Linked DNA regions of Homo sapiens: region 1 is linked to region 2. Evidence: chromatin contacts called from ENCODE Hi-C or POLR2A ChIA-PET data. All regions are on one chromosome and are shown on one strand. Each heading gives the region's core, a stretch centred on a gene start or an enhancer-like site at or near the end of the contact. The rest is flanking DNA. Distances are from core to core; before and after follow the strand shown. Region 1 overlaps SYN3 (synapsin III). Region 2 overlaps SYN3 (synapsin III).

Evidence for each region. Hi-C counts contacts between places; a loop is a spot of excess contacts on that map. ChIA-PET counts read pairs that join two places held with the same protein, here RNA polymerase II (POLR2A). Pooled maps may share reads with other maps.
Region 1: a pooled map shows a loop between it and region 2 (2.2-fold over the local background). The contact joins two enhancer-like sites. A Hi-C loop is called at or near these places in 4 of 50 pooled maps. POLR2A ChIA-PET finds 5 or more read pairs at or near these places in 3 of 52 experiments (Caco-2, OCI-LY7 and activated CD4-positive, alpha-beta T cell).

The regions. Positions count from the first base shown.
Region 1 is chr22:32,983,055-32,989,243 of GRCh38, forward strand. The region is part of intron 2 of SYN3 (synapsin III); the gene reads right to left. Among named protein-coding and RNA genes, the nearest start is that of SYN3, 72 kb to the right of the region's middle. RefSeq lists a silencer at 3,030-3,324 and an enhancer at 3,900-4,801. Within about 2 kb of position 4,302, at least 5 of the 41 ENCODE cell types and tissues checked have a DNase peak (open chromatin) inside an H3K27ac peak, as active enhancers do.
Region 2 is chr22:32,879,884-32,885,841 of GRCh38, forward strand. All of the region lies in intron 4 of SYN3 (synapsin III), which reads right to left. Among named protein-coding and RNA genes, the nearest start is that of TIMP3, 81 kb to the left of the region's middle. RefSeq lists an enhancer at 2,139-2,433. Within about 2 kb of position 1,513, at least 10 of the 41 ENCODE cell types and tissues checked have a DNase peak (open chromatin) inside an H3K27ac peak, as active enhancers do.

The sequences.
Region 1 (6,189 bases), core at 3,052-5,551, 110 kb after region 2:
GTTTCCATTTTCTCTTTTTGATTATTGGTATGATGACACTAATAGTTCTTGGTGACTTGCTGTGAACTGAGCATTGTGTTAAGCATTTCCATAAACCTTCTCTGGGACGGAGACAGCTCTTTGCTTCCTAATACTCATTCTCCCCTTTTCCCACAGTAAGAGAGTTGACAGATTGGTACATAAAAATGTGTACCCCAAGTCTCCCATCAGCTGGATGCAGCCACATGATTTATTTCTAATGGATAATTTTTTAAGCATTAAACAACCTTCTTAGTCTCCTACTCTTTTCCTTGGAAGATGGATGTCATCACCCATTATTTTTCAGCCTTCCATTTGTGAAAGAATCCTTTCTACAAATTCACTAACTGCTTCAGCCTGTCTGCTTCCAAAGTCTCTCTACCTACTCTTAGCTGATGCTGGTGGAGTTAATCTCTTCCCAAAACTGACTGACAGCTCTGATATTAGCACCACTTTTTCTTACGTCCTGATGGGCTTAGATGTCAACTAGGCGGTAGTTTAGTAGGAAAGGAACTATTAGTATGACTCGAAAGCAAGATTTTGATTTTTTTTTTCTTTCAGCAATGGTCTTCAAATAAATACCCATGTGGACAGCCTCATGCAAAGAGAATCTTTTCATACAGTTTGTGAATTTTATCGTAATCCTTAAAGGTAGTATCAGCAAATTCCAGACACCAGGACAAGCCCATGTCTAGTATTTGAAGTGCCTGGGGCAAAGCGACAAATGGAAACCTATGGGTCATATGTCTAATATTTAAAATTGACAAAATCAAGCCAGCAAACATTTAAATAAAAGACATCTGTCCACTGGGCATGGTGGCTCATGCCTGTAATCCCAGCACTTTGGGAGGCTGAGGCAGGCGGATCACGAGGTCAGGAGTTGGAGTCCAGACTGGCCAACATAGTGAAACCCCATCTCTACTAAAAATACAAACAATTAGCCAGGAGTGGTGGTGGGCGCCTGTAATTCCAGCTGAGGCAGGAGAGGCTGAGGCAGGAGAATCGCTTGAACCTGGGAGGCAGAAGTTGCAGTGAGCCAAGATTGCGCCATTGTACTCCAACCTGGGCGACAAGAATGAAACTCCATCCAAAAAAAAAAAAAAAAAAGAAAAAGAAAAAGAAAAGAAAAAAGAAAAAAAGAGTCCCAAAGAGTCTGTCTTCCTTCCTTGGCAGATACAATTTCATAATGACCTTAAAGACTCAGAATGTAAACTTCTCAGAATTCTTTGCACTCTACCCAGCACGTGGCAGCACAAGGATTGCCAGCTCTTGGTTCTCAGACCTCACCCAAGATCTTCCTTAATTCCCCACCCACTCTCCTCTGCACCACTGAGGCTCCTGGTGCGGGTATGTGGATTGCCCAGACCACGTGGCCAAGCTTCATCTACTCCCTTCCCCTCCCCAAATGGTTGTCCTTTGGCCACCCCTTGGAAAATGGACCAAGGAATTGGCCTATATAGGCTCTGAAGTTGGGTTAAGGTCCCTTTGAGGAGGGAATTCTAGAGTTTGGGTACCCAGGGCATGGCCTAAGAGTGCAATTTGTAGGGTCTTGGTGGGAATATCCCCTCACTCCTAACTCCTCTGCCTGTCAAGAGAGGTGTGGCTAATAAGGACCAGAGCAGGATCCAAGGTAGGCATCTTTCGTGGATTTAAAAATCACTTGCTTTTAAATCCAAGCTCCAAATTTAAAAGAAGTACTGGGTGGGCCTGGGACCGGGAATGGTAACCTATCATTACAATCACCAGCATACTGGGAAAAAAAACATGGATTTGCAATCACACAGGCTTGGGCAAAATCTTAGCTCTACTACTCACTGACCATGTGTTCTAAGACAAGACACTTAGCCCTCTGGGTCTCAGTTTCCTCATTTGTCAAGTGGTGACAGTAACTACCAGGGAAGGGTGTGGTGAGAAAGTCACATAATCCTCTATGCAACAAGGCAGTAAAGTGCAATGGCTTCAGGGCATACAGCCTGGATAGGACCCCAACTCCTCCACTCACTTGTGCAAGCTTGGGTAAGCCAACCTCTGAATGCCTTAGTTTCCACACCTAGGAAATGAGGCTCATAGTAGTAGCCACCTCACAGGGTTGTTATGAGGATTAAATGAAACAAGGCATACAAAGCACTGAGAATAGTTCCTGGCACACAGTAAGCTGCAAAGTATGTAGTCCATGGCCTGAAACAGAATCCACAAGAGCAAAGAGCTATCGAGTGCTTACCCTGTGCCTAGTGGGTGCTGTGTGCTGGGGACCCACAAATAAACAAAACAATCTTACCCTCTTGGGGGTTCCAAAGCAGAATTATGACTCACCTTGCTTTGATCTGTCTCACAGGTGCAAGGAGTGATGGCTGGTGATGGGGAAAAGAGGTGGCCTTGGCCTATAAGGACAGCCAGACCCTTCACATCCTTCCTCCTATTTGACCCTCATGCCAACCCTGAGGGGTGGTAGGGCAGGGATTGCTCCCAACGTGTTCCAGATGGAGAAGTCTCTGCTCAAAGTCACACGAGTGATCTGGGTACCCAAACTCTAGAGGGAAGAATTTGGGTACCTTTCCTGGAGACCCTAAGTGGTCTTTCAGACTTTTTGGATCCAGTCCAGAGCCCTGGCGTCCTTCATGATCTGGACCCTGCTGACTGGGGGTCTGCTTCCCCTCCAGTTTGCTGTCTATTTCATGGTTGCATCCAAATTCCTGTGCTTCTCTAAATACTCCTGTGCTGTCCTGCCTCTGAACCTCTGCACAGGCCTTCACCTCTGCTTGGCACTTCCTTGATTGTCTCTTTCTCATGTTTCAAGATCCTATGAGTGATATCTACTCTGCTGAGTTTTCCTTGACAGCACCCCCTTCCCTAGCTGGGCTGAGCGTCCTCCCTTGGTTCCTACAGCACGCTGCACTTACAACCATTCCAGCCCTTACCACTTCACGTTGTCATTACACATCACTTAGCTGCCCTCTGCCCCCAAACATATAGTCTGTGAGCTCCTGGAAACCAGAAACTGAGTCTCCATGCTCACTGTGTCTCCAGTATCCAGCACAATGAGCTAGGGCACAGGACAACAGGCTTAACAAATGTTCGCTGACCGGGTAAGGAAATACTGTCTGTAGGCCGGCCTTTCCTGGAGACACTTGACTGCCATCTACTGGCACACCATTGTAATACAGTCACAGGTCTACAGCCACTGCGATGTGGGGGTGTGTACGAGGCCAACCTTCGCAACTGGCATTCCTCGACTTGATTCTAACCTGGAACCTGAAGCACTTTGCACTACACCAATACCACCCAAGCAGCTGTGGTCTTGATGAGACCTCACCTTCCCAGGAGAAACATTTGTTTTGCCCATCTCTGGAATGTTTACTGCAGGGCCTGGCAGACGGACTGGGGCTGAAGCTGAGGGTCAGGGAGTCCATCCCCCCGCCTGGCTGCAAGTCAGAAGTCTGTCTCCTGATGGGCCACACAGACTGCTGCCTCCTTGCCGGGGGCTCATTCAGGCTTCAGCCGCCTCTGAACGGTTCTGTCTGGCAGAGGGAAGGGTAGGGATGGTCTGGAATTCTAGATGCCTTTGGGGGCTGGGGTTGCTGCCTCTGTAATTGACTGGCTGTTTGACCTCAGGCAAAATGGATGGACCCGCTGTGCCTAAGGGCTCTGTCTCTCATGGCTGCCTCCTCTTCCCACCCTAATATGTTCAATCTCATAATAAGCTCCCTGAATACCTCAGCCAATCAATCAAGTCCTTGGCCTGGGGGAGCTCTGGATTCCACGAAGATTCTCTCTCCGTGGGTGGTCTCATATTTTACTGCCACATCTGAGGCCCCAGGAAGAAGAATATTATAAAACTGGTGCTGCCTGGGGTGGGAAATCCCTAGTTGAGGGAGGTGGGAAGTGTGTATGAGAGAGACTGATGAGGAATGGGTATGGGGCTCTTTTGTGGCTGCAGCAGGGGCAGAAGAAGGGGAATTCATACAAACAGGATCTGTGTTCAAACAGGACTGTTTTCCAATAAATCGATCCTGTATGTAGAGTTAACGCAGCCAGGGCTTGGTGATGTCCTTCCAAGGAAGGAGAGGTCAGGAATGTCCTGTCCCAGGGACAGCTGTCTCTCCGCAGGCCACCCCCACTGGGGGTGGAGTGGAAATAGAGAAAGAGATTTTCATGTTTCTGATGCAACATGTCAGTTGCTGATTTGTGGCCCAGGCAGAAGCAGGGAAGACAACCAATGGGCTGTGCAGAAAATGAAGGCAAAACACTCAGAGACTTTGCCAGTTAGCAAGAGAGTCACGTGGCAGGCTGGATGGGCAGAGATGTGGCAGAAGAAAGACCTTGGAACGCAAAGGGACCCAAGATCTGATTCTAGCTCCATTGTTTTCTCCTGAGAACAGCTCACCCTCCTGGCACCTTCCCATTGCCAGAGGGAGGAACCGCCCCCTCAACCGCAAACAATGGTGCAGCCTCTCAGTCCTCCATGCAATTAGCAAGGTCCAATGAACTAGGAAGGGAAGGAATGCACTAAGAGTGATGAGACTCCCTATGCCTGTATGGGGATCTGCGGAGGCAAAAAACTGAGACATAACAGGGCCCCGAGCCACAGGATGTGACAAATGATCCCCACCTTTTGCCTCTGAGAACAATAGAGAAGGAGATTTTTGTGGGCAGGATCTGATCACAATTCACATCACTTATTCACTCCCTCATTCAATCACTATTTATTGAGCCTTATGTGGACTAGGCACCACACCAGGCATAGGAGTAGATACAGCAGATACAGTGGCAGATGTAGTCCTTGTTCTTGGAGAGCTTACATGCTTATTGAAAAGACAAAAAATAAATAAATAAACAGATAAAAAGAATGAGTACTACGAATAAAATGCACGACCAATGGAATTGAGGATAAGATGTGGGGTGCAGGGGAGATTGGACTTCAGTTGGTAGAAAAGGCTTCTTTGAAAGACACTGAGGCCGGGAACAGTGGCTCATGCCTGTAATCCCAACACTTTGGGAGGCCGAGGTGGGCGGTTCACGAGGTCAAGAGATCAAGACCATCCTGGCCAACATGGTGAAACGCCATCTCTACTAAAAATACAAAAATTAGCCAGGCATGGTGGTGCATGCCTGTAATCCCAGCTACTTGGGAGGCTGAGGCAGGAGAATTGCTTGAAACCGGGTGGTGGAGGTTGCAGTGAGCCAAGATCTCGCCACTGCACTCCAGTCTGGCAACAGAGCAAGACTCTGTCTCAAAATAATAATAATAATAATAATAATAATAATAATAATAATAAAATAAATAGATAAAAAGAAAAGTACTATGAATAAAATGCACAACCAATGTGATTGAGGATAAGATGTGGGGTGCAGGGGAAATTGGACTTCAGTTGGTAGAAAAGGCTTCTTTCAAAGACGCTGAACATACACAGATAGACCACCTACTATGTGCCAGAGTCTGCAGGCTTTAAGGAAACAAGCGCAAAGACAACATAGCTAGCTCTTGGTCTCAGGGGGCTTACTACCTAATGGGAGGGACAGACACAAAAATAGAAAATGACCACACAGAGCATTCACACAAATATCCCCCTCAGCCCACAGAAAAAGCAGCCAACTCAGTCTGAAGGTCAGGGGTCACCTTCCTGAGGTCACCGTCCACCCATCCATCCAATGTTTGGTACCTAGTCTTTGCCAGGGCTGCAAAGATGAGTGCAGCAGGATCTGGATGTGTGTGTCTGCCAAAAGGACACGGGCAAGGGCAAAGGAAGTAGGTACGTCCTGGGGGCACCCAGGAGAGAAATGAATGTTCCTGGGTGTGTCCTTTAATGTACAACAGGCACAGAGCAGAAGACCTGGGTTTGAGTTGGCAGCTCTGGCACCTGCTGCCTGATTTTGGACCAGCCTCTGCTTCCTCTTCCGTAGATGGGGATAAGAAGATCTACTCACATGTTGTCAACAGGATTATATGAAGACACAGATTTAAGGGCCTCTGTAACCTGCCAAGAATGTGCTAGCAAATGAGCTGCTCCCCGATGGGCTGCAAGGGTAGAATTTGATCTCCCCAGGTAAGGAAGTGCGTGAGCACCACTAGCCTTGGAGACAAGCCCAGGTCCCTTTCAGCTATTTATTTCCAGTGCTGCCTCAGGCCAGTGTCAACCTTCCTGAACCTTGGTTTCCTTAACTGTAAAAATA
Region 2 (5,958 bases), core at 263-2,762:
TGAGGAGTGGTGGGAAAAATCAAGACATCTTCTAGTCCCAGCTCTGCTCTTGTGTCTTTGAGATTGTTGCTTCTCCTCTCTCAGCTTCAGGTTCCCGATTGGTCAAAGGAGAGTTGGGCTATGTGACCCCTGGGGGACCTTCCTGGGATGATTGTCTCCCATGCCAGAACTTGAAGCCAAGGTTTTTGACTCCCACCTCCCACTGTAGCTGTGCATCTGAGCTCCCCTGTTACATTCTGTCAGGTGTTACTGGTTTGTAAGAATCACGATTACTCATTATTGGGTACTTGCTGAGTGCCAGATGCTTGCAAAAGGCATTTCAACATGATCTCATAGCATCCTCACCCCAAACCCCTGTAAAGTAGCTACTTCTCTTGGGCTGGGTTCCCTAGAAGTGGAGGCTAAAGTAGGGATTTGCAAGCCAGTGACTCATGGAGGGAGTCCTCTTCAGGAAAACTGTGAGGGGTGACGGTGGTAGCTCAAGGAAGGGGAAGAAGCCAAGGAGGGATATTGTCTTAGAGAAGCTCTGGCCTTGGCCTGGTCTACAGGGGGGCTCTGGGGCAAAAACAGTGCCATGGAGTTGTCCCACTTTGAGGAAAGAGCGCTGGGCTTCTGTATCCCCAAGAGCAATCAGTCACTGACCCCCTGGTGGGTGGTGGTGGAGAGGGTTTACCCTCTCAGCCGTCTCAGGGATGCAGTTACCATCAGCCCAAGAAATGGAGAAGGCCACGGGTACAGCATTACCATGACACCTGGAGCCGCTGGGGGCACTGGCTGGCAAAGAGGATGTGAGCAGAGAACTGACCAGCATTTACACTCCACTATTACTAGCCCATTTTGCAGATGAGGATAACTGAAACCTGGAGTAGTTAATATGTTCCTAAGAACTACTAAATACAGAGGTCTGAACTGTTAGGTACAAGTTGCGCGTCTCGTAAACAGCCCTCGCCACTGAAGGACAGGGCCCATGTCTGAAATGCCTGTTTCCCCAGCACCCAGCATGGCAATTGCACCCAGGGGCTGCTGAGATGTGCTTGGAAAGGCTGAGTTTGTGAGCTGCAGCTCGCCAGGGCAATGGGGCCTCAAGTGGCATGTCGCCGGGAGGCAGAGGGGTTAGCCCTCACCCACGTGGTGGCCTGGGGCAGCCCTGCTCTCCGACAGCTGCCTGAGCTCCAGCGCTGTCAGCAGCCTGCTCAGCGCTGGGGCGGGCCTCCTGCCAGGCTGCTGCTCGGGGAAGGGGAACATTATTCATCGGAGAGATAAGGCAGCTGATGAGAGATGGGCCTCAGAGCAGCTGTTCCTCGGCAGCGGCTGGAACGGATGCTGGGGCAGTGGAGTGGAGGAGAGAGGAGTGGGGGAAGGGGAAAGCCCATTTTGAGATGAAAAATGATGGTACTGCCGAGGGGTGATGGGAGAGCACATTTCAAACCCAGGCCAGGCGCTAATATGTACTTATACCCAAGGCCTTCCCCACACATATCTCTGTCTGACAGGCCACATCTGTGCTCTGTCGGGTTAACTATTGAACTAGTCAGAGGGCTCACTTATCAGCTCGCTCAGCAGGAAATATCTGCCTGGTAGGGCACCCCCTCCCAAGCTGCTTCCTCAGTGCAAGACTGAGAAGCTGGGCCCAAAAGATGCTAAACGCTCCTGCCTGGGCCACAGCCCTAAATCACCCATCTCCGCCCCCAGAGCACCCAGGTGGCGCTGATCTCAGGTGGCCCAGCCACTTCTCGCTGGTTCCCTAGGTTCTCCATCTTCCCTCAAAGCTAGCTGACACAGGATGGAATTTTCCAGGTTGAGGGGCAAGAGTGGGTGAGCTTTCTTTATTTTATCCATTGTTTGATAGTTGTTTTTTTTTAAAGGAAAGATGTGAAAAAGGAACCTTGAGGCCGGGCACAGTGGCTCACGCCTGTAATCCCAGCATTTTGGGAGGCCGAGTAGGGCAGATCACCTGAGGTCAGGAGTTCGAGACCAGCCTGGCCAATATGGTGAAACCCCGTCTCTACTAAAAATACAAAAATTAGCTGGGCATGGTGGCATGTGCCTGTAGTCCCAGCTATTCGGAGACTGAGGCAGGGGAATCACTTGAACCTAAGAGGCAGAGGCTGCAGTGAGCCGAGATCATGCCACTGCACTCCAGCCTGGCGACAGAGCGAGACTCTGTCTCAAAAAAAAAAAAAAAGGAACCTCGAGGGTTTCCTGGGAGACAGGGGAGGGCAGGATGTGACGTCTGTCTGTGACGGGACCTGGGCTGTCAGGTGAAACGCCTGATGGTCTTCCCTGACAAGCTGCGGCTGCCTCTCCAGCCTCCTCCCCTGCCCATCGGTCAGGTCATCTTCCTTTCTGACCACATCAGAGGGTTTCCTCAGAAGCCAGGGCCTTCCCTGTCCCTATGTTCTAACATGGACTTTCCCACTCTGACCGCCTGGCTAACATTTTGTCTGTCATCAGTGCAGGGAAGGGTGTAGACAGGAGTCCTTAAAAGTACCTATGGTATTATATTTCTTTTCATTAAAAAAAATCTAAAACAAATTCGGCTAAATGTTAAGATTTGACAAACTCAGTTGTGAACATAAGGGAAACAACAGTTAGCATTTAAGAGTGCTGGGAACTTGTATTTTTCAGAGTATTACCTTAATTGATCCTGACAGTTGCCCTTTGAAGTGTGTGTTTAAACGAGACAGAGGCACAGAGAGGACAAGCAGCCTCTCCAATGTCACACGGCAGATGCAAGTAGCCTGGCTCCAGAGCGGGTGTCTTAACCACCTTAGTTTATGAGTGTTTGCTAAATTATTCTCTGTACTTTTTCTAGCCTTAAAATAGTTCAGAATTTTTTTTTTTTTTAGGATCTGAAGCAAACATGGCAAAATGTTAATATTTGTCAAAGTAGTGTGTTCAACTATCTATGTGTAAGATTATTCCGAACTTTGCAATATGTATATGAATATTTAAAAAGAAAACAATAAAAAAGCCTCAGCGCTATTACCACTTCTCCTCAGAAGGCTTCTGAAGTCCCCCCGCCCCCCAACCAGCTCCTCTAAGCCCTTGCTTCTCTGAACTATTCTCCACCAGGCCCTGACTGTGTCACATCCTAGCAGTTGATTTACTTCCCATTTCCCCCTCCAGGCTGTGAACTCCACCAGCGAGTGGTGATGTTGAATTTATATCTGAATTTCCAGGGTCTGGCCAATTGCAAGGAATCTAGAAGCTCAATAAAATTATGAAACTAAAGGGAGCTATTTAGGGGGCCCCCATGGGTGAGTATTGAGCAGCTACATAAAGAGGCTGCAGAGGGTGCAGGGAACAAATGTGGACCCTGCCCTCCCTGCTGGAGACATATGGCAGTAATTTTTAGGACCATAACCCAGTAAGGGCTTCCAGCATAAATGCTTCCAGCTGCACCCTCCACTGTGGACAGGAAACTGGGAACCTCTTAAGACAGGATCTTGATGGCTTCCAGCTCAGTCGGATGCCCATCAAAAGAAGCAGAGGGTAGGAGCAGCTTTCTAGAAAGCCCTCTGGGTTTTACCCACTGTGTCTGGGGCTGTGTGTGTTTACTGGTTTGGCAGCTGTCAGATCAACCCTCCTCATTCTAGTTTAGTGGCTCGCCAATCTTGGCTGTACATTGGAATCACCCAAGGAGCTCTCAAAACTAGTTCTTCCTCCTCTTCTCTGCCCCTAGATATTCTGATAGAATTGACCTGAAGTGCCCACCTGGGTTTGGAGATTTTTAGAAGCTTTCTAAGTAATTGGAATGTGCAGCCAAGGCTGAGAACTCCTGTTAGGTTCTCTTTTTTAAAAAAAGATAGCTGCTACCAGGTGAACTGTGATGATATCTCCATTCAGTGCACATTTACTGAGCATCTATTATGTGAAATGCACCAAGGAAGGAAAGGGTTTGAGATTCCTGTCCTATGGCGTAGCTAAGTTTGATGAGGGGAATAAGTTGGCAAGTTTTGGTGTGTACAGATCCAACAGCCGGCCTCAGAGTGGTAGTAGAATCTTGGTATCTCCTAAGCCCACATCAGACATCACTGATTACAGTATAATTTCCTGCTGAGTCCATAGTGGTGGCCAATCAATGGCTGCTGGACAAGAAAGCAAGGTGGTAACAACACTTAGGTATGTTTCCTCAAGTTCTAGCTGGGACTTATTCTTTCCCCTGCTAGGTGGGACTTCATATACTCATACCAGCCAAGAAACACGTCAGCATGCAGCTACCATGTAAAACAAAGTCTGGCCGAACCTGGGAAACGTTTCTAAGCTAACACATTTCCCAACAAATACACACCTAACAAATTTCTAAAACTGCTGGAGCATGAACTACCCTTTGAGAACTACTGGTTAAGGCCAACACTGGCTAAGCACACAAGAGCTCATTTAATTCTTCCAATAGCCCCAGGGGTCAATTGATTGCATGTTTAGAGCACAGACTTTGGGTTCAAGCCCCAGTTCTACCACTAAACAACTGTGGGATCCCAGGAACACTAGTTAACAGTTCCATGCCTCAGTTTACCCATCTTTCAAAAAGAGAATGGTAACAATAACATGTACTTCAGAGTGTTGCTAAGAGGATCACATAAGCCAATCCACATAAAGAATTGAGGCAATAAACTTCAGATGTTTTTCTATGACCTTGGATTTCAAAGTCTCCTGTATACTGTTCTAACTTGTTTTTCTTCAAAGTAGCATATCTTCAAAATCATTTCGTGGCCGGGTGCGGTGGCTCACTCCTGTAACCCCCAGAACTTTGGTAGGCCAAGGCGGGCGGATCACGAGGTCAGGAGACAGACCATCCTGGCCAACATGGTGAAATCCTGTCTTTACTAAAAATACAAAAATTAGCTGGGTGTGGTGGCACGTGCCTGTAATTTCAGCTACTCAAGAGGCTGAGGCAGGAGAATAGCTTGAACCAGGGAGTCGGAAGTTGCAGTGAGCCAAGATCACGCCACTGCACTCCAGCCTGGCGACAGAGCGAGACTGTCTCAAAAAAAAGAAAAGAAAAGAAAATCATTTCATATCAGTACAAATGGAGATGCTTCTTTATTTATAATTGTATCTCATTATGTGGCTCGACCGTAATTTATTTAACCAGTTCCCTACAGATGGACAGTTAGGTTGTTTCTAAGCTTTAGCTATTAACAAACACTTCCGAGAATGAAACTAATCTTAACACTTACATAGTGTATAATTTCAATTGCCTGCCACTAATTTTGAATGGAATGTCATGTATAAAAGCATTCATAAGAATTTTATGCACCATGGAGTTGGGTGCAAAAAAAAAAAAGACTTTTGACAGTATCTGCTTATATCTTCTGAATATGAAGATGATTTTGGCTGCAAATAACAGTGATGACTAAATCAATAAAGAAAATGCATGAGCTCATATCACTGAGCTAGGGCAATCACAGGGCCGAGTAAATCAGAGGCTCAATGTCAGACTCAAGGATCTAAATGTTTTGTGTCCTTCTGACTCTTGTTCTCAAGGATGGACTTTTGTTCTCATACTGTTCCTTCACGTTATCAGTGAGCCACCCTGGTGCCCCGGGCCATACCCTCATGCCTATGAAAAAGAGTCTCTTTCTTGTGTCGCTTTTAAGAAGCATGGTGGATGTTCCAGAATCCTCCCGGCAGGTACATCTCAGGCCTCCCTGGTCAGAACTGCATCATCTTCCCTTTCCTTTTTTTTTTTGAGATAGAGTCTCGCTCTGTTGCCCAGGCTGGAATGCAGTGGCACGATCTCAGCTCACCACAATCTCCACCTCCTGGGTTCAATCGATTCTCCTGCCTCAGCCTCCCGAGTAGCTGGGACTACAGGCGCCCACCACCATGCCCAGCTAATTTTTGTATTCTTAGTAGAGATGGGGTTTCACCATGTTGGCTGGGCTGGTCTGGAACTCCTGACTTAAGGTGATCCGCCCACCTCTGCCTCCCAAAGTGCTGGGATTACAGGCA